Regions from separate parts of the Homo sapiens genome. Here region 1 is linked to region 2. A link is an interaction called in ENCODE POLR2A ChIA-PET data of the cell type or tissue named here. Cell type or tissue: CD4-positive, alpha-beta T cell. All regions are shown on one strand. Links, peaks and the distances in the headings refer to the core of each region. The heading gives the core; the rest is flanking DNA. Region 1 holds the start of DNAJC14 (DnaJ heat shock protein family (Hsp40) member C14). Region 2 holds the start of PA2G4 (proliferation-associated 2G4).

Region 1 (12,049 bases), core at 2,755-10,754, 280 kb after region 2:
AAGGTATCAAATGCCTTGGAAGCTCCCTGATCCTACAAAACAAAAAAATGCTTATTTTTACCACTGTGAGGCAAGCTGAGGTGAACATTTAAAAGGCTATTTCAAGACGAGGTGCGGTGGCTATAATCCTAGCACTTTGGGAGGCTGAAGCAGGAGGATCACTTGAGCCCAGGAGTTCAAGACCAGCTTGGGCAACATAGGGAGACCCTGTCTCTGCAAAAAAATAAAAACGAATACATAAAAATTAGCTGTGTGTGGCGTCTGTGGTCCCAGCCACTCAGGAGGCTGAATGAGAGGCTCGCTTGGGCCGGGGAAATCAAAGTTGTCATGAGCTGTGGTCACGCCACGGCACTGGACAGAACAAGACCTTGTCTGAAAACAAACAAACAAACAAAAGCTATATGGGTAAGGCTTGGAGGGAATTCGGGAGTCAATTTCTTTGGGGACCAGGGCACCTCTATTATTGGTCAGAGGTAAATATTCATACTTCCCTTCCTCCCCCTTCCCCATAAGACTCTTCTCTGTTCTTGGAACATATCCCTACAAAGCTGGTCTGGGTTGAGGCACAGATCCTGTCCCCAAGTCCAAGAGGTGGGGAAGTTTGTGTGCAGGTCCTGTGGGCTCAAACCCTGCCCACCTAGTGTTCCCAGGCCCTCACAGGGGTAAGGGAAAAAGTGGAAGTCTAGGCTCAGGTCTGGTTAGAACCAGAGATTAAGGTGAGGGGTACAGTGGAACCACAGTCAGAATCCAGGTCCAGGACGGTGTGGGGGGCTGTGGTCTGGGGTCCTGGTCCCAGTTGGCACTCTTGAAGACTCTGGAAGTAACTCTGGAGGGACACAGGGCAGAGAGGGAGTAAGGAGGGGCCTGGGTCAGAGCCCCCCTCCCACCCTGACCATCCCCATATGTCCTCTGCTCCATCTGCCCAGGGTGTCCCCAAGTCCCCCACTCACTGGAGCGAGACTGTCAGCAGGGCTGCAGGTATTGGCAGGGAGCTGATGCCGACAGCTGCCCTCACAAAGCCCCACCCCAGAGGGGATCCAGTGCCATTTGGCCTTTTGCTGAAGGGTCTGAAGGAGTTGGAGATGGCTTTGCTGGTGGCTTAAGACCACTGCTGGCCGGGCGCGGTGGCTCACACTTGTAATCCCAGCACTTTGGGAGGCTGAGGTGGGTGGATCACTTGAGGTTGGGAGTTCAAGACCAGCCTGGCTAACATGGTGAAACCCCATCTCTACTAAAGATACAAAAACTAGCCGGGCATGGTGATGCATATCTGTAATCCCAGCTACTCGGGAAGCTGAGGCATGAGAATCACTTGAATCCAGGAGGCGGAGGTTACAGTGAGCCAAGATCATGCCACTGTACTCCAGCATGGGTGACAGAGTGAGACTCCATCTCAAAAAAAAAAAAAAAAAAAAAGACCACTGCTTCGGAGGGGGCAATACAGACTCAAGAAGGCCTCTTTAGGCCCTGAATCCTACCCTATACACACTCACATTCTAAAGAAACCCATTTGACCTTCCTGTTGTTTCTCTCAAGCCTCATCTTCCCCCCCCATTTATTCCTCTTTTTTTTTTTTTGAGATGGAGTCTCGCTCTGTCGCCCAGACTGGAGTGCAGTGGCGCGATCTTGGCTCACTGCAAGCTCCACCTCCCGGGTTCAAGCCATTCTCCTGCCTCAGCCTCCCCAGTAGCTGGGACTACAGGCGCCTGCCAACAGGCCCAGCTAGTTTTTTTTTTTTTTTGTATTTTTAGTAGAGATAGGGTTTCACCGTGTTAGTCAGAATGGTCTCGATCTCCTGATCTCGTGATCCGCCCGCCTTGGCCTCCCAAAGTGCTGGGATTATAGGCGTGAGCCACCGTGCCCAGCACCCCCCCGACAATTCATTCTAAAAGAAATTCTTCGAAATTCTATTTTTCCTCCTAGACTTCCCTGAGATCCTCCTTTCCTTCTGTAACTCTTTCCTGCTTCCCCTGACTCCTTCAACTTTTTTTTTCAGTGCCCTGCCCCATTCACCTTGGACATCCTCCCCCACTCTCCTTCCTCAAGTGTATTTCTCCCCTTCCCTCCTTAAGTCTAGGAACTGGGGACATGAGTAGGCACAGGTTGGCTGCTTCTGTACCACAGCACTAACTCACCATTAGCGTGGCCTCCATGTTCCTCAGGCACGAGCTTCCACTGGGCCAGGGCTCCAAGGGCCCCCAAGGCTGGCCAGATCCCCAGTAAGACCCAGCTATATCAGCAGAGAGAAGGCAAGGCTGGAAGTGTCTGCAGGCGTTGGCCCAGCCAACTCCCCAGTGCCAGCCCCTCCAGGAAGTAGTCAACACAGGCCACAAGCACTGCAGAACCCAGCAGGGTTGTGCCCAGAACTGTGAATGGACGTGGCCACCGAAGTGTGAGCAGGGCTCCCAGCAGCGCCAGCCCCACCAGCCCCCCAGCTGGCACCCAGGCTGAAGGTGGTTGGTAGATAGGCTCAGAAGCCAGCAGGGCTCCGGCACCCAAGGTCAGGCCTAGCAGGAGACCCGTCAATAAGAGCCCAACACAGTGAACCAACATGGTGACCACGCCGCAGAGGAGTCATGATGACCACGGCGATGCCCACTCTCATTTCCAGGCTCAGCTGTGTCTCCAGCACCCGCACCTTGTGGCACAGTAGGAAGCTCACCAGCGCTCCTGACAGCTGACCGGAGAGAAACGTCACTGTCTTGAAGCAGCAGTAGCCTGGGAAGTGAGGCAGGAGGAATTGAGAGGCAGGAAGGGGGCTCTACAGGGATGACTCTGATGAATTCCAAGGGAGAGGAATGGCTCACTAGAGGAGCAGAAGACAGGAGCAGCACGTCAAGGGACCTCAAGGCCAGGGGCAGAAAGGGGTCGCTTAGGGTCGGGGGGGGGCACTGTTTCAGGAACTGTGAGGGAATGGGAGGGAAAATCAAGAGGTAAGATGGATACATTGAGGGGAGTAAGGATAGAAAGAAGGTCTAGTCCTTTTAGGGATAGCAGATAGGAAAAAATCAGCACAAGCTGATTCAGGTTTTTGGAGAAGAGTGAAGAAGTCTGAAATATAGTGAATAATTTAGGAATGGGGTTTTCAGGTAGGAGTTAAGAGAAGAGCAAATGATAGATGCCAGAGGTGAAAGCTGGAAGGCATGGGCATGGAGGATGGACAAGAAGCTGGCAAGAGCAACATGGGCCTAGGAATACAGCCAGAGCAACATGGGCCACACTAGAGGTAGGAACCCCTGGCAGAGGAGGTGAGATGGCCCAGGAGCAAGGAGGAAAGCTGGCATCATCCTTGAGGATGACAGTCTTGGGCAATGGCCCCCCAGGTCCTTGGCCCTGCCCTCACTGAAGCAGCAGTAGATGATTCCAAAGCAGCAGCAAAGGGCACACACCAGGGCAAGTGCCAGTTCAGGATTGTCCTGGGGTTCCAAAACACATCTTGGGTCTGGAGGCTCTGGGAGTTGTTGATTAAAGGGCCTGGGGTCAGATGTCACAGCCAGGGGCAGCAAGACTTCCTCCATGGCCAAAGAGAAAGTGGTCACAGAGCGGGAGGTGTCAGCTCCTCTCACCCATCCATGAATGTCTTTAGGGGATTGGGAAACCTGCAGCGGGGCACGGGGCAGAAACTCAGGTGCCCATAAATCTTGAGGACTCTGTACCTCTATTTCTTTTAAATAATGGTGCCCATTTCAGGAGCCAGTATGACCCTGTTGAGGTAACTGAAGAAATCTACAGGATTGGATTGAGAGGAGCAGGATCTGTCTTTACCACTCTCTGAAACAAGTACACTTAAGTAAAATGTAAAATGAAATCTTATAAAGTAATGAAAATCTTATAAAGTAATGAGCCTTTGCCTCCCCCCACCACCCTGCAGCTCTTCAGGGTGAGGGTGGAAAGAACAGGAAGCCCTGGGTGTGTGGAGGGAGGGGTGCTGGGACATTATTGCCCCATCTGCGACTGGGACTTAATACTACCCCACTGGATTGGGAAGGGTGAGGTTAATAGAGAGGGGAGAGGGAGGGAGAACAGGAGAGTATGAGTCATGGTGGGGGTCTCTGGACAGCTGCTCCAGGCCCAGGGCAGAAAGAGGGAAAAAACCAGACACCAAGAGTTTGGGAGGAGGAATTAAGTAGAGACAGTCACCCACAGTTTGTCAGGGTTTTAAAGCCTCAGCTTCATGCTGAGATGGAGTTGTTGGAGGAAGAGGCATCCAGCCACAGTCCTAATCCCACAGCCCCTCATGGAATAAGCAGGGACTTTGCCCACAGACATCTCACATCCTGGTAGCCACTCGCACCTCCCCTTAGGATATTGGTGGGACTTTTCCTACCTCACCCTTCCCCCAGCGGTATCAGGGCTGCCAATGGGATTTGAATTCAAATCCTGAAAGGAGAACACCAAGGAGGAGCTGGCATTTCGGGCACTGTGGGAATGAAGTGGCAAAAATGCAGGCACATTACTTTCTTCAGCTGTCCTTTGGATATCAAGGTCCTTACAGGCTGGAGGGTTGACTCTCGGAGCTCCTCTCCTCAATCTGCTTGGAAGTCTGGGGACCCTGGACAAGCGGGGGTTGGGGAGGGGATGTTAACTACTCACCATCCTGCCAGGATTGAGGAGAGGAGGGGGTGGAAGTGCTTCCCTAGACCTCCAGATGCATCCCTGCTCGGAGGTCCTAGACGCCGGGGGTGCGGCTGTCGGTCAAGAGCACCCCCAGGGTCACTCTGTTGCTGCCTAAACTCTTTCAAGTCGCAGCCCAGGCTCTGTGAGCTAAATGCAACTAGCTTGCAGGGTGGAGAAAGGGGACAGGGCGTGTGTGTTGGGGTGTGTGTTTGTGTTTGTGTGTGTGCGCGCGCGCGTGCGCGCGGTGGGGGGAGGAGGGGTGACATCACAAGGCAGGCCCCTCCAATTCTTTCCCGTGTGTGTGGGGGGACCCAGGTTGCCTACTGCTCTAGTCCAGGACCAGAGACCCCCAACTATATAGCAGGTAAGAGTCTTGAGGGTCACCCCAAGAGTTTTGGAGAAGGGTCTCCGAATACTTAGGAGATGACAACCGGAAGCTCTCAAAGCCCCAATAGGGGTCCCAGCGCCCCCCTAGCTTCAGCTTGGTTTCTTCCACTTTCCAGAGAATTGGAGTATTGTCTCCTGGAGAACCGGGTGGTCGGGATCGTGGACCAGGGAAGGGGCTTTTGCTGGTCGGGGAGCGCCAACTGGGGGTTCATGGGTGGAAAAACTTTCGGATCAAGACGGGGTATAAGGCTAGAGGCGTGTGCAGAGGAGGGGACCGACGGAACGGGGACCCAACTGGGTCTACGTGGGGGCGGGGGCGCTTGTGGACGTCCACCAAATAGCTTGGTATGCAGATGAGATGTCAAGCAGCAGGTAGATGAGTTCAGTGTTCTTTGGCTCACGGGCAAAGTTCTGAGCCGAGCCAAGTTACGCTCCCAGTTCCTAGGCACCGCTCGGTGATCGGGCCTGGGGAGCTGCGACCCGAGGGGCGGATCCAGGTATAAGGGGCAGCTCGCCAGCTGGGTCAAGCGCGGGGGAGGCCGTGGGTTGCTGTGAAAGGAGGGGCAGTGCTGCGGGGCGAGGGAGGGGGCCAGCCGGGGCACCCTCTCCTCTGCTCCACCTCCGCACCGCAGGATACAAAGGGGCCTGTGTCCTCGCAGCTGCCGGCACGGAAGGGATCAGGGCAGTGACTCTTCTGAGCTCCCTGGTTTTGTCTGCAAGGGAAAAAGACTATATGTGGCTCGGTGGCTGCCCTCCATCTCCCAGGAATACAAAGCCTAGGAATACACCCAGAGCAATCCTGAGAGTCTGCCCTTAGTCTGCAGGCATTGGTGCAGAGTCCACCTGCCTTGCTTCCTGCGGTGCAACCTGCGGGAATCCCATTCCCACACGCGGAGGGAGGGGCCTTTAAATGGCGGGGCCAGTACTTCCTTAGGACCGCCTCCTTGGAGTCGACGCAGCCCTAGCTGGATTGGCTTGCCTCTCAGCCAACCGCTATTTCTTTTCCTTCCCGTCTCTTCCCTGGTGACCCCGGAAGTGGAAGTAGGCCCAGGTCGCCGGCGGCCGCGGGGACGGAAGGCGGAAGCAGAGCGTGAGCGGGAGGCGGAGCCGGGAGAGCGGCTCTCGTAGCTCACCCTGGCCCCAGGCCGGGCGGCTCGAGGGGGAGGAGTTACCGCCGTTCTTCGGTACGTCCGTCTTTTTTTTTTTTTTCGTTTTTTTTTGTTTTTTTGAGATGGAGTCTCGCTCTGTCACCCAGACTGGAGTACAGTGGCACGATCTCGGTTCACTGCAACCTCCACCTCCCGGGTTCAAGCGATTCTTCTGCCTCAGCCTCCCGAGTAGCTGGGACTACAGGTGCGCGCCACCACGCCTGGCGAATTTCTGTATTTTTAGTAGAGACGGAGTTTCACCATGTTGGCCAGGCTGGTCTCGAACTCCTGACCTCGTGATCCGCCGGCCTCGGCCTCCCAAAGTGCTGGGATTACAGGCGTGAGCCACGGTGCCCGGCCACCTTCGTCCCTTCTACACAGCCGGTGGGTTCCCTGTTAGTCTTTCTTAGGGGCAGCCCTAAGCTCCGCCCCCAGATTTTCCTCCAGGGCCGCATGGCCCCCACCCATTACTGGAAGTCTGTGGCCCCCTTTCCGGCGGTCTTTCCCATTTTCCTAAGAGTGACCCACCCTCCCCCGACCACACCCTTTACGGTACCTCCCTGTTTCCCTGATTGAAGGTTATAGTTTTCTGGGGAAAGAAGAAAAACTTAAGTGATTTGGAGGAGAGGGGAGGGAGCAAGCAGGGTTGTGGTGAGTCTAGTTTTGGCTTATTGCTAGGAATAGCGAATGCCCCAAAAGAACTTGGGAAAACAAGGGAGGTGGATGAATTAAATGTGTCCACTATTTGAGATTGTTTAATTCCTCTCTTGGTCTCATCCTTGACTGTCTCCACCTTGATATCTGTTACAGGCATCAGAACACACCATGATGGCTGTGACCTAAGACCCTCAGGAAGCCCCGGGGTCATGGCCCAGAAGCACCCCGGAGAAAGAGGGTTGTATGGAGCCCACCACAGTGGTGGTGCCTCCCTCAGGACTTTAGGACCCTCCGTGGACCCTGAAATACCTTCATTCTCAGGACTCAGGGACTCAGCAGGGACTGCTCCTAATGGTACCCGCTGCCTCACAGAGCACTCTGGTCCTAAGCACACACAGCACCCAAACCCAGCCCATTGGTTGGACCCAAGCCATGGCCCCCCAGGGGGTCCAGGACCACCTAGAGATGCAGAGGACCCTGATCAGAGTGAGACGTCTTCAGAAGAAGAATCAGGAGTGGACCAGGAACTCTCAAAAGAAAACGAGACTGGGAACCAGAAGGATGGGAACTCTTTTCTTTCCATTCCATCTGCTTGCAACTGCCAGGGAACACCTGGAATTCCAGAAGGGCCTTACTCTGAGGGAGGAAATGGTTCTTCTAGCAACTTTTGCCACCACTGTACCTCTCCAGCTTTGGGGGAAGATGAGTTGGAAGAGGAATATGATGATGAAGAATCTCTCAAGTTCCCCAGTGATTTTTCACGTGTGTCCAGCGGAAAGAAACCCCCATCCCGGAGACAGCGGCACCGCTTTCCAACGAAGGAGGATACTCGGGAGGGTGGACGTAGGGATCCCAGGTCCCCTGGTCGACATCGGCTGGGTCGGAAACGAAGTCAGGCAGATAAGCGCAAAGGCCTGGGATTGTGGGGAGCCGAGGAACTATGTCAACTTGGACAGGCAGGCTTTTGGTGGCTGATTGAACTGCTGGTATTGGTGGGAGAGTACGTAGAAACTTGTGGCCATCTCATCTATGCCTGCAGGCAACTGAAAAGCAGTGATTTGGACCTTTTTCGAGTTTGGATGGGAGTGTGGACAGGGCGGTTAGGGGGCTGGGCCCAGGTCATGTTTCAGTTTCTAAGCCAGGGGTTTTACTGTGGAGTAGGACTGTTTACTCGTTTTCTTAAGCTGCTGGGTGCTTTGCTGCTCCTGGCTCTGGCCCTCTTTTTGGGCTTTCTACAGTTGGGATGGCGGTTTCTGGTGGGACTAGGTGACCGGTTAGGCTGGAGGGATAAGGCTACCTGGCTCTTCTCTTGGCTGGATTCTCCAGCCTTGCAGCGTTGCTTGACTCTGCTGAGAGATAGCAGGCCATGGCAGCGGCTGGTAAGAATAGTTCAGTGGGGCTGGCTGGAGTTGCCTTGGGTCAAGCAGAATATTAATAGGCAGGGGAATGCACCTGTAGCTAGTGGGCGCTACTGCCAGCCTGAAGAGGAAGTGGCTCGACTCTTGACCATGGCTGGGGTTCCTGAGGATGAGCTAAACCCTTTCCATGTACTGGGGGTTGAGGCCACAGCATCAGATGTTGAACTGAAGAAGGCCTATAGACAGCTGGCAGTGATGGTGAGTACCCTTCTGTTTCCTGTTTCTCTCTTTTGTTCCCATATTTTTTTTTTTTTTTTTTGAGATGTAGTCTCGCTCTGTCACCCAGGCTGGAGTGCAGTGGCACAATCTCAGCTCACTACAACCTCCGCCTCCTGGGTTCAAGCGATTCTCCTGCCTCAGCCTCCTGAGTAGCTGGGATTACAGGTGCGCGCCACCATGCCCGGCTAATTTTTTTTGTATTTTTAGTAGAGATGGGGTTTCACCATGTTGGTCATGCTGGTCTCGAACTCCTGACTTCATGATTCACCCACCTCAGCCTCCCAAAGTGCTGTGATTACAGGTGTGAGCCACTGGTCCCAGCCTGTTCCTATATTTTCTATTCCAGTTTTAGGGAGAGTGGAATAAAGGGAAGGCAGAGTAGAAAGTTAACGGGTAGGTGAAGGTTAACGTTCTTCTTTTTTTTTTTTTCTTGAGACGGAGTCACGCTCTATCGCCCAGGCTGGAGTGCAGTGGCGTGATCTTGGCTCACGCAAACTCCGCCTCCCGGGTTCACGCCATTCTCCTGCCTCAGCCTCCCGAGTAGCTGGGACTACAGGCGCCTGCCACTGTGCCTGGCTAATTTTTGTATTTTTAGTAGAAACGGGGTTTCACCGTGTTAGCCAGGATGGTCTCGATCTCCTGACCTCATGATCCGCTCGCCTCAGTCTCCCAAAGTGCTGGGATTACAGGCAGGAGCCACTGTGCCCAGCTGGTTAACATAGTCTTAGGAAAGAGTCATAAAGACTTTTTGGGCCAGGTGCAGTGGCTCACACCTGTGATCCCAGCACTTTGGGAGGCCAGGCTTGGTGGCACATGCCTGTAGTCCCAGCTACTCGGGAGGCTGAGGTGGGAGGATCAGTTGAGCCCAGGAGGTCGAGGCTGCAACAAGCTGCGATCATGAACCTACAGTCTGGGCAACCAAGCCACACCATCTCAAAAAAAAAAAAAAAAAAAAAAAAGATATTTTCCCCTCCACTATGGGATCTGATCTTCCCTCCATTTTGTTTGTCACGAGATATATTCTTTGAACCTGGTATATTGGGCAGTGTAGAACTCACTCACCTGGAAAATCTAGGTGAAGTCCCTCTAACTGGAGTGGGAAAAAGACCTATTCAGAGAGCACCTCAGTTGCTCTTACCTGAACAAATGAGGGTTTTCTTTTTTTTTTAAACATGGGGTAACCCAACTATTTCTCCCAGAGAAGCAAATATGGACCTAGTATGGGAGGGTCAGGGAGTGCATGTAAGGATTTTAGCACCAGGTAGGAGAAAACAGGCTGTTTCAAGATCAGCAACTCAGAATAGGAGAGGGCAAGAAAATGGAGGTGTATGCATATGTATGTCATACATGAAAATATGGTTGCTTTTATTGATAAGAGGGTGTGCAGGGCCAGGCGCGGTGGCTTACGCCTGTAATCCCAGCACTTTGGGAGGGTGAGGTGGGCAGATCACAAGGTCAGGAGATCGAGACCATCCTGGCTAACATGGTGAAACCCTGTCTCTACTAAAAATACAAAAAAATTAGCCGGGTGTGGTGGCGGGCGCCTGTAGTCCCAGCTACTCGGGAGGCTGAGGCAGGAGAATGGTGTAAACCTGGGAGGCAGAGCTTGCAGTGAGCCGAGATCGCGCCACTGTACTCCAGCCTGGGCGACAGAACAAGACACCGTCTCAAAAAAAAAAAAAAAAAAAGAGGGTGTGCAGATGGGAGTTGTCATGCACCTTATGCTTGAGGGAAATGGTTTAATACAAGCATGCAATCAAATTGCATTAGAAGTAGATATTAGGTTGATATTAGATAACAGATTGTTACTGCTATTTCTGTACAAATAAAACTATTATGAATATAAGTAAGGTGTGTAAATTGGAGGCCTACTTACACTGGAGTGTATGGAGCTGGACTGGTAAAACATCACAGTGTGCAAATTACCTCAATGGCTGCATGACACCAAAGAGGAATGGGCAACTAAAGTTTCCATTAATGATTAAAGGTACAGTAAACCACCACACCTGTAACTTACCAAAGGACTGAATTAATTTGGTGGGAAATGTATGCCCCTTAGTAGGTAGCTTGGTATATTCTTTTTTTTTTTTTTTTTTTTTTGAGACAGGGTCTCACTCCAGTTCCCCAGGCTGGAGTACAGTGGCAGGATCTCAGCTCACTGCAGCCTTGATCCCCCAGGCTTAGGTGGCTTCCACCTCAGCTTCCTGAGTAGCTGGAACTACAGGCGTGCATCACCACACCTGGCTAATTTTTTGTATTTTTAGTAGAAATGGGGTTTTGTTATGTTGGCTAGCCTGATCTCGAACTCCTGGACTCAAGCAATTTGCCTGCCTCGGCCTCCCAGAGTGCTGGGATTACAGGCGTGAGCCACTGCGCTTGGCTTCTGCTGTATTCTTAGAGTGGGTAACAATTGTTTACTCTCATTGTTACTAATTCTACTAGTAGTAGAGCTCTTTTCTCACTTTCTTTTAGTAGACATCCTGTTTTGGAGAATATTATTCTTAACAAAAATTCTCATTTTTCAATTTCTCTTGAAGTAGAGATGTAGTTAAGTTCCCCTAACCTCAAAACATCTATCCCTATACCCCAAAGATCTCTCTCTGTCCTGGACCAGAGTGTCTCTGGGCTTTTATTGAACCTCTCACTGCCTTACTAAGCCCTAGTGTGAACATGACTAAAAGGCTGTTCAATTAGCTTGGGAATGTGGGAAATTTGACAGCATTTTAGTTATTTGGCATCAGTCAGGAGACTAGCTTTATCTCTGCATTTTTGGGGAATGGGGATGGGTACAATCAGGAAGCTGTAGGAAGAGAGGATATTACTTGTCTTGGAGAGAAGGCTGAAAAGTACATAAAGTCTCTGAGACCATGATATGCTATTTCATTTCTGGGACTGAAAGGCATATCACTGTAGGAAGTTTTGGATATGAGAATTTTCTAGTTAAAAAAGAGTTTCAAGATGTAACATCTTTGGAACTCTTATTTTATGACTGATACATGTGTGTGCCAGAGACCAACTGTCCCTGTTCATCTGGGATTGAGGAGTTTCTAGAGGCATGGGACTTTTTAGTGCTAAAACTGGGACAGTCTCAGGCAAACTGGAATGATGAATCCACCGTAGTACCTGATTCTTTGCTACATACTTCATATATATTCTTATTTAATCCTCCCAACAATCCATGATAGATATTCAGGCTGACATGATAGATAATCCCAACAATCCATGATAGATATTCATGATGGCACACGCCTGTAATCCCAGCACTTTGGGAGGCTGAGGTAGGCAGATCTCTTGAGGTCAGGAGTTCGAGACCAGACTGGCCAACTAGATGAAACCCCGTCTCCACTAAAAATACAAAATTAGCTGAGTGTGGTGGTGCATGCCTGTAATCCCACCTACTAGAGAGGCTGAGGCAGGAGAATTGCTAGAACCTGGGAGGTGGAGGTTACAGTGAGCTGAGATCGTGCCACTGCACTCTAGCCTGGGTGACAGAGCGAGACTTCATCTCAAAAAAAAAAAAAAAAAAAAAGATATTCAAGGTAATGTAGCTAATTATAACAGAGCCATGAATTGAACCAGATCTGCAGAGTCAGAGCAGTTAAT
Region 2 (12,049 bases), core at 1,953-9,952:
AATCATGCTTAGGATTGCTCTTTTACATTACCTTCAATGAGAAGGAGATGGGGAGAGAGAGGGAGGGAGTGAGCACATGCACGCTACAAGTCTAGGCAGGAAGGGAGAGGAAAAAGTGTTCCTGGGTGTATGGTCTGTGAGTCAGACTGGTTCCAAGTACTATCATTGCTTAGTACCTTAAAGTAAACGGCATGGCATCAAAACGCCTTTCCACCTCACTGAAGAAGGCACGTGAAGTTTTCATTTTCAGTCCATACTGTTTAGAGGGGTCTCGTTTGTAAATAGTGGTTCTCTGTCCTGCATCCTTGGCCTGAAAGAGTAATTTAAGTAACATTTGGTCTGGTGAACACTCTCAGTCACCCCTCTTTGCCAACTCTGGTACTCTCCTCACCTTGCCCTCTCCTGAGCTGACGAGAACATCCACAGCATATACTTCATGTACCTCAAATTCAGCTTTTTCATGGTCCTTCCTAAAAGGAATAGAGAGAAAGGAATTTTTTTTTTTTTTTGACACAGAGTCTCATTCTGTCACCCAGGCTGGAGTGCAGTGGCACAATCTCAGCTCACTGCAACCTCCACCTCCCGGGTCCAAGCAACTCTCCTGCCTCAGCCTCCCAAGTAGCTGGGACTATAGGCACAAACCACCAGGCCTGGCTCATTTTTGTAGTTTTTAGTAGAGACAGGGTTTCGCCATGTTGGTTAGGCTGGTTCTGAACTCGTGACCTCAGGTGATCCACCCGCCTCAGCCTCCCAAAGTGCTGGGATTACAGGCGTGAGCCACCGCGCCCGGCCTAGAGAAAGGGAATATTAAGAGCAACAGGTCACTCCTGAAAACATGGAGTAGAGGGCGGACAAGATTCAGTTGGGAGTATAGAAAAAAACCTGATGACTAGTCTTGTGTGGTAGAAGGTAATAAGTAGGGTTGGCACCTACTTCTGCTGGTCTGTGGGATTCTGGATAATGGTTTTTTCTCCATCGATGACATGCTGCTTCAACTGGTGTGACAGCATACCTGTAGATAGTACACAACCTATGGAACAAGCTATCCAGTATCCCAAAAGGTTTCCAAATCCACCCACTTCAGTAGTTTGAAGTGGTAGGCAGTGAGACAACTACCTGGTTATGGAAACACAGGGCTCTGAGATTTCTGGCTTAGACTGGGTTATAGCCAGGATAGATCTTCAAGGGAGCAAAAGCCTCAATTCTGCAAAGCCACTCATTCTTTTTTTTTTTTTTTTTGAGATGGAGGAGATGGAGTTTCGCTCTTATTGCCCAGACTGGAGTGCAGTGGCGCAATCTTGGCTCACTGCAACCTCCTCCTCCCGGGTTCAAGCGATTATCTCGCCTTAGCCTCCCAAGTAGCTGGGATTACAGGCACCCACCACCACGCCCAGCTAATTTTTATATTTTTAGTAGAGACGGGGTTTCACCATGTTGGCCAGGCTAGTCTCAAACTCCTGACCTCAGGTGATCCGCCCACCTCAGCCTCCCAAAGTTCTGGGATTACAGGCGTGAGCCACCGCACCTGGCAAAGCCACTCATTCTTAGACCCTCAACCCTGTTATCTGTTCTCACCTTCTATTGGCGTGCAGTTAAATGAGTGGGCAACTTTGTTCCAGGCTTCTGTCACTTGTGTGTTCTAGAAGTACAACATCAAATGAAAGGTGAGATATCAGGAGCTAATAAGTTCTCTACAATGAGAATAAGAAGCATAAAAGAACTGAGCGTTTTTTTTTTTTTTTTTGAGATGGAGTCTGGCTTTGTCACCAGGCTGGAGTGCAGTGGCGTGATCTTGGCTCACTGCAATCTCTGCCTCCCGGGTTCAAGCTATTCTCCTGCCTCAGCCTCCTGAGTAGCTGGGATTACAGGCACGCAACACCACGCCCAGCTAATTTTTGTATTTTTAGAAGAGACGGGGTTTCACCATGTTGGCCAGGATGGTCTCGATCTCCTGACCTCGTGATCTGCCCACCTCAGCCTCCCAAAGTGCTGGGATTACAGGCATGAGCCATTGCACCTGGCAGAACTGAGCGTTCTAATATCCTCCATCAAGCCCCAATGATTGTCATTCACTGGTTTTTCATTTCATAGCTTGATTATCCCTACAATCTAAAAATACTTTATACAGATGCTCCCCAACTTGCAATGGGGTTACATCTCCAAAAAACTCATAAGTTGAAAATATCACTAAGTCAAAAATGCATTTAATACCCCTAACCTACCTAACATCACAGCCTAGCCTATGTTAAATGTGCTCAGAGCACTTAAAAAACATTATCCTACAGTTGGGCAGAATTATCTAACACATGCCTATTTTATATTAGTGTTGAATATCTCATGTAATTTACTAAATACTATATGGAAAATGAAAAACAGAATGGTTGTATGGGTACTCAAAGTATAGCTTCTACTGAATGTAGCATCAAGCTGAGGACCAGCTGTAACTGCATATCATTTTACCCAGTGCTTTCACAAAGATGGTCTAACTCAATAAATTTTGCATGTGAACAGGGCAGATGTATATCCCAATCTAGAAGACAAGGAAACTGAGTCTCAGGTTAAATGATTTGCCCCAGGTTAAATGAGTGTTAAGTGAAAGAACTTGGTCATAAACCTGGGTTTTCTTTTTTCTTTTTGTAGACGGGTCTCGCTATGTTTCCCAAGCTGGTCTCAAATGCCTGGGTTCAAGCAATCCTCCCACCTTGGCCTCCCAAAGTGCTGGGATTACAGGCATGTGCCACCACATGCCTATAATATTAAGTCCAGTGTTTATCCTTTTTTACCTGGCATTCTAATCTGTTTTGTGGGGACAGCAAATGCTTATTTTTCCTTTTTCTTTTGTGAGACAGGGTTTCATTGTTGCCCAGGCTGGAGTGCAGTGGCATGATCATAGCTCAGCACAGCCTCAATCTCCCAGGCTCAGGTGATTCTCCCACCTCAGCCTCCCTGGAAGCTGGGAATACAGGCACATGTTACCACGCCCAGCTAATTTTTGTATTTTTTGTAGAAATGGGGTTTCACCATGTTTCCCAGGCTGGTCTTGAACTCCCAGCCTCAAGCTATCCTCCTACCTTGGCCCCCCAAAGTGATGGGATTACAGATGTGAGTCACTGTGCCCAGCTAAATATAGCTAATTTTAAAAAGCTGTTTTATAAGGGGTCTGTAGGGGAGGTTGGTAGTTTCATATAGAGTAGCTATAGGTGCCTAATGCATCTTTGGTTCAAACGAGCTTTGGAATTGGATAAAATAGCTTACCTGATTTCCAGGTTTGACCAGGCGTAGGGCAGCTTCAGCACAAAGGTGAGCTGCCTTAATAACATCTGCTTTCCTCCCTGTTACTTGGGTCCCCTGTAGATAAGGACATGCAATCAGTATCTTCCTGGAAAGTCTGTTAACTCAGCTGGCTATCTGGTTAATATCTGTGAGCCCATATGCGAAGACCAGCCAATGAACAGGAGGGTAAAAACAACAACAACAACAAAAACCTTTCTCCTTTTGCTTCTCTAGAGACTCTCTCAACTTACGTGGTGATTGGGGGTGGGGATAAGAAGCAAATGGCAGTGCATTCCCTCTACCCCAAGGCTAAACAGAGATCAAAAGCAGGCCACCTACCTGAGCTACATCAACCACAAAAGTGTGAGCTACATTAGCGATGAAGCCATCCACATGGACCCCAAGGTCACTGAAAGGCAAGATCAGAGTACTGCATTAGGAACTGGCATTTTGTAAATGCTTTAAAAAAAGAAAAATGCTTTAAAACGGTTTAACCTTACATTTTTACCAAGTCACCTTCCTTGAGAATATAATCCTGGTCGCTCTTCAAAGGGGAGAAGTGACATACACAGTTATTTACCGAAATGCTGGTGGGAAAAGCAATACCTGTAAAGAAAGAATCATCAGCCTACTGCCTTGCTGTCTCCCGGGAGCCCTAGTGCCCTTCAGAAATGTAGAAGGATTTTTTCAGGGTCTTGCTTAAGTTTCATCAGTTTGGATTAGGTAGGAAACTGCTTGTATCCCACTTGCCATTCCAAATTTCCAAATACCTCAGCCAGAGCTGGGGTGGGGACTGCGTCATTACAGTGAAAAAAATAAAAACATATAGGACCAAATAAGGGTCAAACGGAAAATTAGTGAGGGATTTTTTTTTTTTACCTTTCTTCATTTCCTTTTCTTTCTTGAAGATTTTCCCTGTTTCTTCCATAATCATGGCATCACCTTTCTCACACAGGCTCAGTACCGACACACCTGAGCTAGATGCTTCCACCAAGGACCGAAGTACCCCTGAGGACAGAATCCCATCATGTCAGCCTTGTATGTATTCATTGTCTAGTTACCACCCAAGGAATACCTGGAAGTTGAATTTAAGAGTTTCCATAATACTCCCTGGTGCCATTGCCCTGAGGCTGAAAGGTCAACATTCCCTTCTCTTCCTTACATTATGTGACAACTGGGTATATACAATCCATCTCCCTAGGCAAGGCCTCAGACTTTCCAAAGATGCTACCTTTGGTGTGACAGGACAGAGTTATGAACTTCAGAGGGTTCTTGCCATGGTATCCCCACATACACGCAAAGACTAGATGAAATTTATAGGCATCAGGGACAAGAAGGTAGACAGAATTGCTGACTCGAAGCCGATGCACTGTTAAATGTTACCGCATTCCTTTCTCAGACACTCTAATTAGGTGTTAGGAATCTCAATCTATATAGACTTATTTCCTCATAAACAAGTGCATAAGCCAAGGAAACTTAATCTAAGGTCCCTGGGTTTCATTTCGGGGGATCATGGCTTATCTAAAAGAAATATGAGGCCAAAGTTATAAACTGTAAGAGATTTTCTGATTCAAACCACTAGTATCTCAAATACTAAAAGGCACCAAAAACCAGGGTACGATACTAAATGTCCACTGTGATATAAAGCACAGGTTTGACTTTTGGTATCTCAGTTTTGGTGATTCTTTGAAAGCTGGTAAAACTCAGATTTTCACCCACAGGACGGGAGGCATCCTAAATACCTGTTCCCCACCATCTTTGCTGTTAAAACCATTTAAAAGCACAATGACAAGCAGTTTGTATCTCCCTAACTGGAATAAAATGGAAAGGCTAACTGGAAAGAGAGAAAAGAGAAAGTGGCATCTGCCTAGAGTGACAGGCAACTGCTGAGATCGTCAGAGCACACCTGGAGTAAGGATGACTTGTGAAAATCCTAAAATCAGTCCTCCCTTTTCCAGTAATGTTCACAAGCTTGCCTAGTTGGGATAAGACGGAGACCCCAAAACATTTGAGTTGTCAAGTCACTGAGAACAACAAATGTGAATGCTAACTAAGACTATCTGCACAGATTGGAAAGGTGGTAGTAATGAGTAACTTCAAGAAAAGCCATATATATCTCCAAGACTTGCATTAGAAGCTCCAGGAGTGCTCTCCAACGGTCTCCTTAGCTGGCCCAAGGTAGAAGGGGGCCCCCACCAGGGTAAGAGCTGAAGTAAAGAAGGAAAGGCTCCAGCAAAGCACGTGGTGGGGAAGCTGGTGGTGGGGAAGCTGGTGTCAGGGACACTAGCGGAGTAAGAAGGGGGCCAGCCATCCGCAATGGGACCCAGCAACACGTGCCGGCTTGGCTCCTGACGCCCCGGAGACGCTACAAAAACAGAGGGGCACTTCTGTCGCCAATAGCTGGGCGCTTCCTTTTCGAGGTGGCCTCGCCGCTGCCAGAATCAGAGGAAGCAATAATCGGGAATGAAGGATAGGAACAAGAGAAAACACGTCTTGCCTCCTAACAAACGGCCTCGGGTCGGAGCCTGCCAGGGTCCCCTCTCTGCGCTCATCCTGGTCGCCGACCCGCACCTCCATAGACTTCAGCCTGGGCCTGCCCGCTCAGGTCCCAGGCGCGACACCGGGTCTTCCCACCACGCCGTGCCCAGCGGACCGGTGCGGGCCCCTCAGTAGCTCAGTCCGCATGACCCCTCCGCTCCAGCCCCTTCCGGGCCAGCCTGTTACCTTTCCCTATCAGCCTTGATTCCCCGACCCCCGAGGCCGCACTCACTGTTGGCGATGTCGCCCCCCATCTTATACTTGGTCACGACCAGGTCCTCAGCGATAGTTTGCTCCTGTTGCTCGTCCTCGCCCGACATCTTCCTACTACCACCACTGCAGCCTCGTTTCCCCTGAGCCGCCGCCGCCTCTGTCTCCCTTCCCAGCCACAGGCTGTGGTCAGAGTCCCCTCGATCCTCGAGGAGAGGGCGAGCGAAAGCGCGAGCAAGCAAGGGAGCGGGCAGGCAGGCGAGAGCGAGAAGCTGCGAGCGCGCGGGCTGAGGCGCAGGGCACGCTGGGACAACTAGTCCTCTCGGCCGCCAGACTCTAGCCGCTCTCGAGGGCCTTCGAACTACAATTCCCAGCCTGCCTCTCGCGCTCCTAAGCCAGGCCCTGGGGCCTTGCCCTCCAAGGGCCTCGCACGCCGGAATCGCCGGGCACTCTGGGAAGGGTCAGGCTCCGGCGGGAAGGCGGAGCCGTTGGGGAGCTTGAGGGGAAGCGTGGTCTCTCCCGGAAAAACCACTTCCACCGAGAACGCTGAGCGAGAGCCAGTAACAGAGAGGGGCGGGCTGAGGGGAGAGGGGCGGAGCTACGGCGGGGAAATAGGTTTAAAGTCGAGCGGGCAGGGGTGGAGTAGAGTGGAGCCGCAGCGGGTGGGCAGTGTCTACACCTAGGTCGGGGAGGCTGGGTGCGCCCTTCTTCGGATCCCTGGGTCGGCTGGCGAAACCCGCCCAGCCGGTCCAGTCGTCCTCCGAAGCTGGGAGAACAGGGAGGGGCAGACAGGTGGAAGAAGACCAAGGGTGCTGGTAACGGGGGCTAACTGGGCAGCCAGACACCGGAGGGATCATCCATTTAAAGGCCTCGCAATCTAGAGGCCGGACTCCTAATGAAGTAACATGACTTTATTGTTCCAATAACAGGCACCTGGATGGAGCACCTAAGGGAAGTGTTCAGAAAGACATGTTTGTTGAGAGTTCTTACCGTGAAAAAATAAAAAGATTTGATGACTTTTCTAAGATAATGAATTCAGAAGCATCTGGAGGTTTCAGTGTTTGGCCTCTGAAGGAGGGCTTATAGGGCTTTTTATAAGTCCTAAAGCACGTAGGTTCTTTTTGTTATTCCCAATTGGTTGCCTTGTAGATTCCTACTAAAACCCTTAATGAAAAGGACTATGCGCTATGGTTGTTCTAAAGAAATAGAAGTAATAGTAGGACTAGAGAAAGCTGCATGGGACAGAGTAGCACTGTCAGAACACAGAAAGGTGAGTATCCACTGCTGAGGAGCAGATCTCTTATCTAACATACGAAATGTCTTCATTTGACAGACAGGAAGCTGAAAAAAAACTTTGGCATTTTTATTCAGACACGTATAAAAACAAAACAAAAAACTTCAGTGATACAACAGACGTTTTCCCTTAGTTCCCCATCCAAGGGGACAGAGGTGTGCAGCTGAAGCTGGATCTTTTTTCTGTCCTACCTGGAAGCTTCTCACTGCTGGATGAGAATGGCTTCTAAAAGTGGATCTTGGGGATCCTTGTGAATTTGCCCTCGGATAAGGAGTGAAGATCATTTACGGCACATGTGGATTATGGTTTACACAAAGATGTCCAGTTATTTTTCCTTCTGACTACCCCCACCACCACTTCCTGAGATGAGATGTCTAGGTATAGGAGGATGTGGCTGTTGGGGTTAGACTTGATTCAGTGCAAAAACAAGAAACAGTGCCCCTTAAACAAGGGCTGTAACTTAAATCAGTTTTTCTTGGCACCTTACAATAAGAGCACATGCACAGGAATTGGGAGGATTTTGCATCCTGGATCTACTGCTTAATTTATTTCATCTCTTTAAGGCTCAGTTTCTTTTTTTTTTTTCCCCTGTAGAGACAGTGTCTTGCTATGTTTCCATAGGCTTATCTCTAATTCTGGGCTCAAGTGATCTTCCCATCTCAGCCTCCCAAAGTGCTGGCTGGGATTACAGGCATGAGCCACTGCACCCAGTTCTAAAGTTTTTTTTTTTTTTTTTTTTTTTTTTTTAAAGAGATGGGGGTCTTACTATGTTGGCTAAGCTGGTCTCAAACTCCTTGCCTCAGGTAATCCTTCTGCCTCAGCCTCCCAAAGTGCTGAGATTACAGGCATGAGCCACCATGCCCGACTTCCCTTTGTGTAAAATGAGATAATATGTATGTCACAGAATTGTTTTAAGGATGATAAAGGACTAAGTGAGATAATGTAGGTGAAGTTTAGTATGATGCCTGGCTCATAGTTAAGTGCTGAATTATGATAGTAATCAATATCTACTCCTAACCTCTTTCTTCACAGATTTTAAGCTTCTGTCTTTCTAGGGGGTTAAGAGTCATAAACCAAAATTACACTTTCCTCTGCTAGGTTTCCTCCCTTTCCTCTTCTTGACAGTCTGATGGGAAACAAAGGCACACATAAGAGCCTAGTTCCAAGTAGTCAAGAGCCTGAGAGGAAGGGATATGGAGAGTAATCCTTCATATCTCCAGGAGTGCCTGTGAAGAAGCTGAGGAATGGGACTGGGAAAGCACACAAAATAAGGAAAACCTTTCCTGGGGTTGGGAAAGAGAAGAAAGTGCACAGCTGGCTACATACCATAAGAATTTTGTGTCAAAATGTTTAAAAGCCTCCAAAGATTGAATGGAATTGTCTGGGACTGGGGAAAAGGGGCTGGGACCTGGGAGAGAGAGGGAATAGGGAGAAGACGGTACCCTCTAAAGGCACTAGCTGCCATTAAATGCTCCCTGAGTGCCACAGGGAGCAGGAGTTACGTTCTCTGGGCATTAGCCTTGGGGAAAAGCCTGCTATGCCAGTAATCAGGGTTATCAAAGGCAGAGTCTGTAGCCTCTAAGCTACGTAGAGTTTTTAGGCGGGCATAATGGACATGGGGGGCCTGATGTCCAGGCCCCTGAAAAGCTCTCATCTCTTCATACCCTTGCTCAGATGCTGGGCAGGCCCCCATGGCTGCATAATCACCCCCAGGACCACCTCCATCTCGTTGCCGATTCATATATTCATAGTCTTCATCTGGAGTTGTGCCTGCAGTGGGCATGATGGGTACAGGGTGGAGTGGGCAACTCTGTGTGCTGCCCAGAGAGGCACTGAGGTCTGACCCCACATCCATGTACTCATAACCCAGCTCCTCAAGGGAACTTGGCCTAGGGGGATGAGGTGGACTGTGCCTTCTCCTCCGGTTCATGTATTCATACTCCTCATCTTCATCTTCTTCTTCAGTACCCAGGACAGAACTGAGACCCACTGAAGAAAGGGTGCCTTCCCGGGAGGAGGGAGTACCTGGGGGTTGAGAAGAAAGGCTAGGTATGTGAAGAACTTCATGAGGGTAGGGGAAAGTTTGAAAAAATTAATAGGACAGAGAGGCATATGATCAGAGAAGAAAAAAGAGGAGCCCGGGGAAAGAATTCGAGGAAAAATTGAGGAAAGCCCTAGGAAGAGTCAGGCACCTTTGAGGTGTGTATCTGGCATGACATAACCGTTGACATCCTCTTCCTCTAACCCGGGTGGGGAGAGTGGGGTAACAGGAGTCAGCAGACTGTGGCGCTGGGAATGGTAGGCGCTATCTCCGCGTGGCCGTGGGCTCCGGCTCCTGCTCCGGCTCCTACACATTGACACTTTCTCCTGGAGCTCAGCCTCAGAGCCTGTTACATGCCCCTCTGATGACTCTGATGCCAGGCATCCCCGTGGCATTGGGTGTAGAGAGACTGGACGGGGGCACCGTTCACTGCTCCCAGAAACTGCAGACTCCTAAGGAAGAAAATAAACAGAAAATAATGCAAGGAAATTTACATGATGAGGAAAGAAGAGAGATTTGTTTAGAAGGATATTGGGTTGTTCACTGCCTTTTTTTTTTTTTTTTTTTTTTTTTGAGGTGGAGTCTTGTTCTTGTCGCCCAGGCTGGAGTGCAGTGGCATTATCTTGGCTCACTGCAGCCTCTGCTTCCCTGTTCAAGTGATTCTCCTGCCTCAGCCTCCCGAGTAGCTGGGATTACAGGCACCTGCCATCATGTGCAGCTAGTTTTTGTATTTTTAGTACAGACAGGGTTTTGCCATGTTGGTCAGGCTGGTCTCGAACTCCTGACCTCATGATCCGCCCACCTCGGCCTCCCAAAGTGCTAGGATTACAGGCGTGAGCCACCGCACCTGGCCTTTTTTTTTTTTTTTTAAGAGACAGGGTCTTGCTCTGTCACCCAGGCTGGAGTGCAGTGGTACAATCTCAGCTCACTGCAACCTCTGCCTCCCGGGTTCAAGCGATTCTCCTGTCTCAGCCTCCTGAGTAGCTGTGATTACAGGTGTGCACCACCACACCCAGCTAATTTTTGTATTTTGGGTAGAGACGGGGTTTCACCATGTTGGCCAGGCTGGTCTCAAACTCCTAACCTCAGGTGATCCACTCTCTCTGGCCTCCCAAAGTGCTGGGATTACAGGTGTGAGCCAACTCGCCCGGCCCTCACTGCCTTCTTTTTTGCAGGACACTGATTAAACCTCAGAGGTTTCTAATGTCTTCCATACTACTCGTATCAATCTGATCCTAAAACCCAGCCTCTCAGCAACAGAACTTACCTGGCAAGACTCCCCAAGATTACCCTGGTTCATGGGCATGTATCCAGATGATGGACTTAAAAGGCTCTGGCTCTAGGATGAAAAAATAAGGAAAAGGTTAAGATGAAGGGAGAAATCTACATTCACCATGGGGGCCTTTGAGTAGTTAATCTGGGTATCTGTAGGGTTTGTGAGGGCTCAGGGTGCAAAGTGTTGGGTAATTAGAAGTTGTCTTACCCCACGTGGCCGATTAAGTGTTCCAACTGGTAGGCTGAGGGCGGAGCCCAGTGTGGTGGTTGCCAGGTTGTCCTCCTCTGCTTCCAAGTCTAGGTCTAGGTCTAGTTCTGGCTCCAGCTCTACTTCCTCTAGCTTCTTGTTTGTCAGACCATGGGGCTCTGGCCCAGGGGCTATTCCAGGCCCACTCTCTCTCTATATCGATAGGTGATTGTTAGGGGGAATCCTGGTTCCAGCCAACTCCTCCTTTTTCTAAATTTCCTTAGCACCTCCTACTCCCTACTCACCTTTATGACCAGATACCGTGGTGGGTCTCGGGCCATCCTGGTGAACTCATTGGCTAGTTCTTTAAAGGTTGGGCGAATGTTCTCATCAATCATCCAACCTGGAGATAAGATGTAGGAGGTAGAGACATAAAAGAGAATACATTCCATGGCCGGGCGCGGTGGCTCACACCTATAATCCCAGCACTTTGGGAGGCCAAGGCGGGTGGATCACCTGAGGTCGGGACTTTGAGACCAGCCTGGCCAACATAGTGAAACCCCATCTCTACTAAAAAGACAAAAAAAAATTAGCTGGGCGTGGTGGTGCACGCCTAAAGTCCCAGCTATCTGGGAGGCTGAGACAGAAGAACTTAAACCTGGAACGTGGAGGTCACGGTGAGCCAAGGTCACGCTACTGCACTCCAGTATGGGCAACAGAGCGAGACTCCATAAAAAAAAAAGGAATAGAGCCATAAGAGGAGTACAGAGGGAAGTCAGAAAATGGCTGCAGTCAGGCCGAGCATGATGGCTCACACCTGTAATCCCAGCACTTTGGGAAGCTGAGGCAGGCGGATCACCTGAGGTCAGGAGTTTGAGACCAGCCTGGCCAACATGGTGAAACCCCATCTCTACTAAAAGTGTAACAGTTATCCAGGTGTGGCGGGCGCCTGTAATCCCAGCTACTCCGGAGGCTGAAGCAGGAGAATCTCTTGAACCCGAGAGGCGGAGGTTGTAGTGAGCCAAGATTGATTGCACCATTGCACTCCAGCCTGGGTGACAATTGTGAGACTCTGTCTCAAAAAAAAAAAAAAAAGAAAAAAAAAGAAAAAAAGAGAAAATGGTTGGGCTCAGCAGGTAACTCACACTTGACCATCACCATGTAGACATCAATTGTGCAGATCTGGGGCTGTGCCAACCGCTCCCCCTTCTCTAGCAGGTCTGGTACTTCA

The links. Peaks named below come from ENCODE experiments on the same cell type or tissue, not always from the same donor. Only the 100,000 strongest peaks of a DNase experiment are listed, where the experiment ranks them.
Region 1: POLR2A ChIA-PET joins it to region 2 with 10 read pairs; 12 of 35 experiments call an interaction of 5 or more read pairs at or near these places.

Annotation. Positions count from the first base shown.
Region 1 is chr12:55,823,628-55,835,676 of GRCh38, reverse strand. It overlaps DNAJC14 (DnaJ heat shock protein family (Hsp40) member C14), which reads left to right and starts at 6,090. Exons shown (of 7, transcript NM_032364.6): 1 at 6,090-6,188; 2 at 6,963-8,425. The coding sequence starts at 7,019. It overlaps MMP19 (matrix metallopeptidase 19), which reads left to right. Exons shown (of 9, transcript NM_002429.6): 9 at 1-244. It also overlaps the pseudogene TMEM198B. RefSeq lists enhancers at 4,623-4,822, 4,777-5,514 and a silencer at 6,043-6,152. In CD4-positive, alpha-beta T cell, for the core only: no CTCF peak of the experiment used is centred there; DNase peaks (open chromatin) are centred at 4,856, 6,086 and 6,586; H3K4me3 peaks cover 2,789 bases; H3K27ac peaks cover 1,920 bases.
Region 2 is chr12:56,098,820-56,110,868 of GRCh38, reverse strand. It overlaps ERBB3 (erb-b2 receptor tyrosine kinase 3), which reads right to left. Exons shown (of 28, transcript NM_001982.4): 23 at 11,964-12,049; 24 at 11,124-11,221; 25 at 10,840-11,031; 26 at 10,624-10,695; 27 at 9,508-9,808; 28 at 7,364-9,340. The coding sequence ends at 8,814. PA2G4 (proliferation-associated 2G4) reads right to left here and starts at 6,310. Exons shown (of 13, transcript NM_006191.3): 1 at 6,044-6,310; 2 at 4,153-4,281; 3 at 3,774-3,879; 4 at 3,613-3,682; 5 at 3,256-3,348; 6 at 1,576-1,639; 7 at 934-1,012; 8 at 392-470; 9 at 177-310. The coding sequence starts at 6,131. LOC105369782 (a long non-coding RNA gene) reads left to right here and starts at 6,450. Exons shown (of 2, transcript XR_944995.4): 1 at 6,450-6,581; 2 at 6,951-7,055. RefSeq lists enhancers at 6,036-6,255, 6,266-6,615. In CD4-positive, alpha-beta T cell, for the core only: no CTCF peak of the experiment used is centred there; DNase peaks (open chromatin) are centred at 5,598, 6,478, 7,308 and 7,678; H3K4me3 peaks cover 3,072 bases; H3K27ac peaks cover 3,853 bases.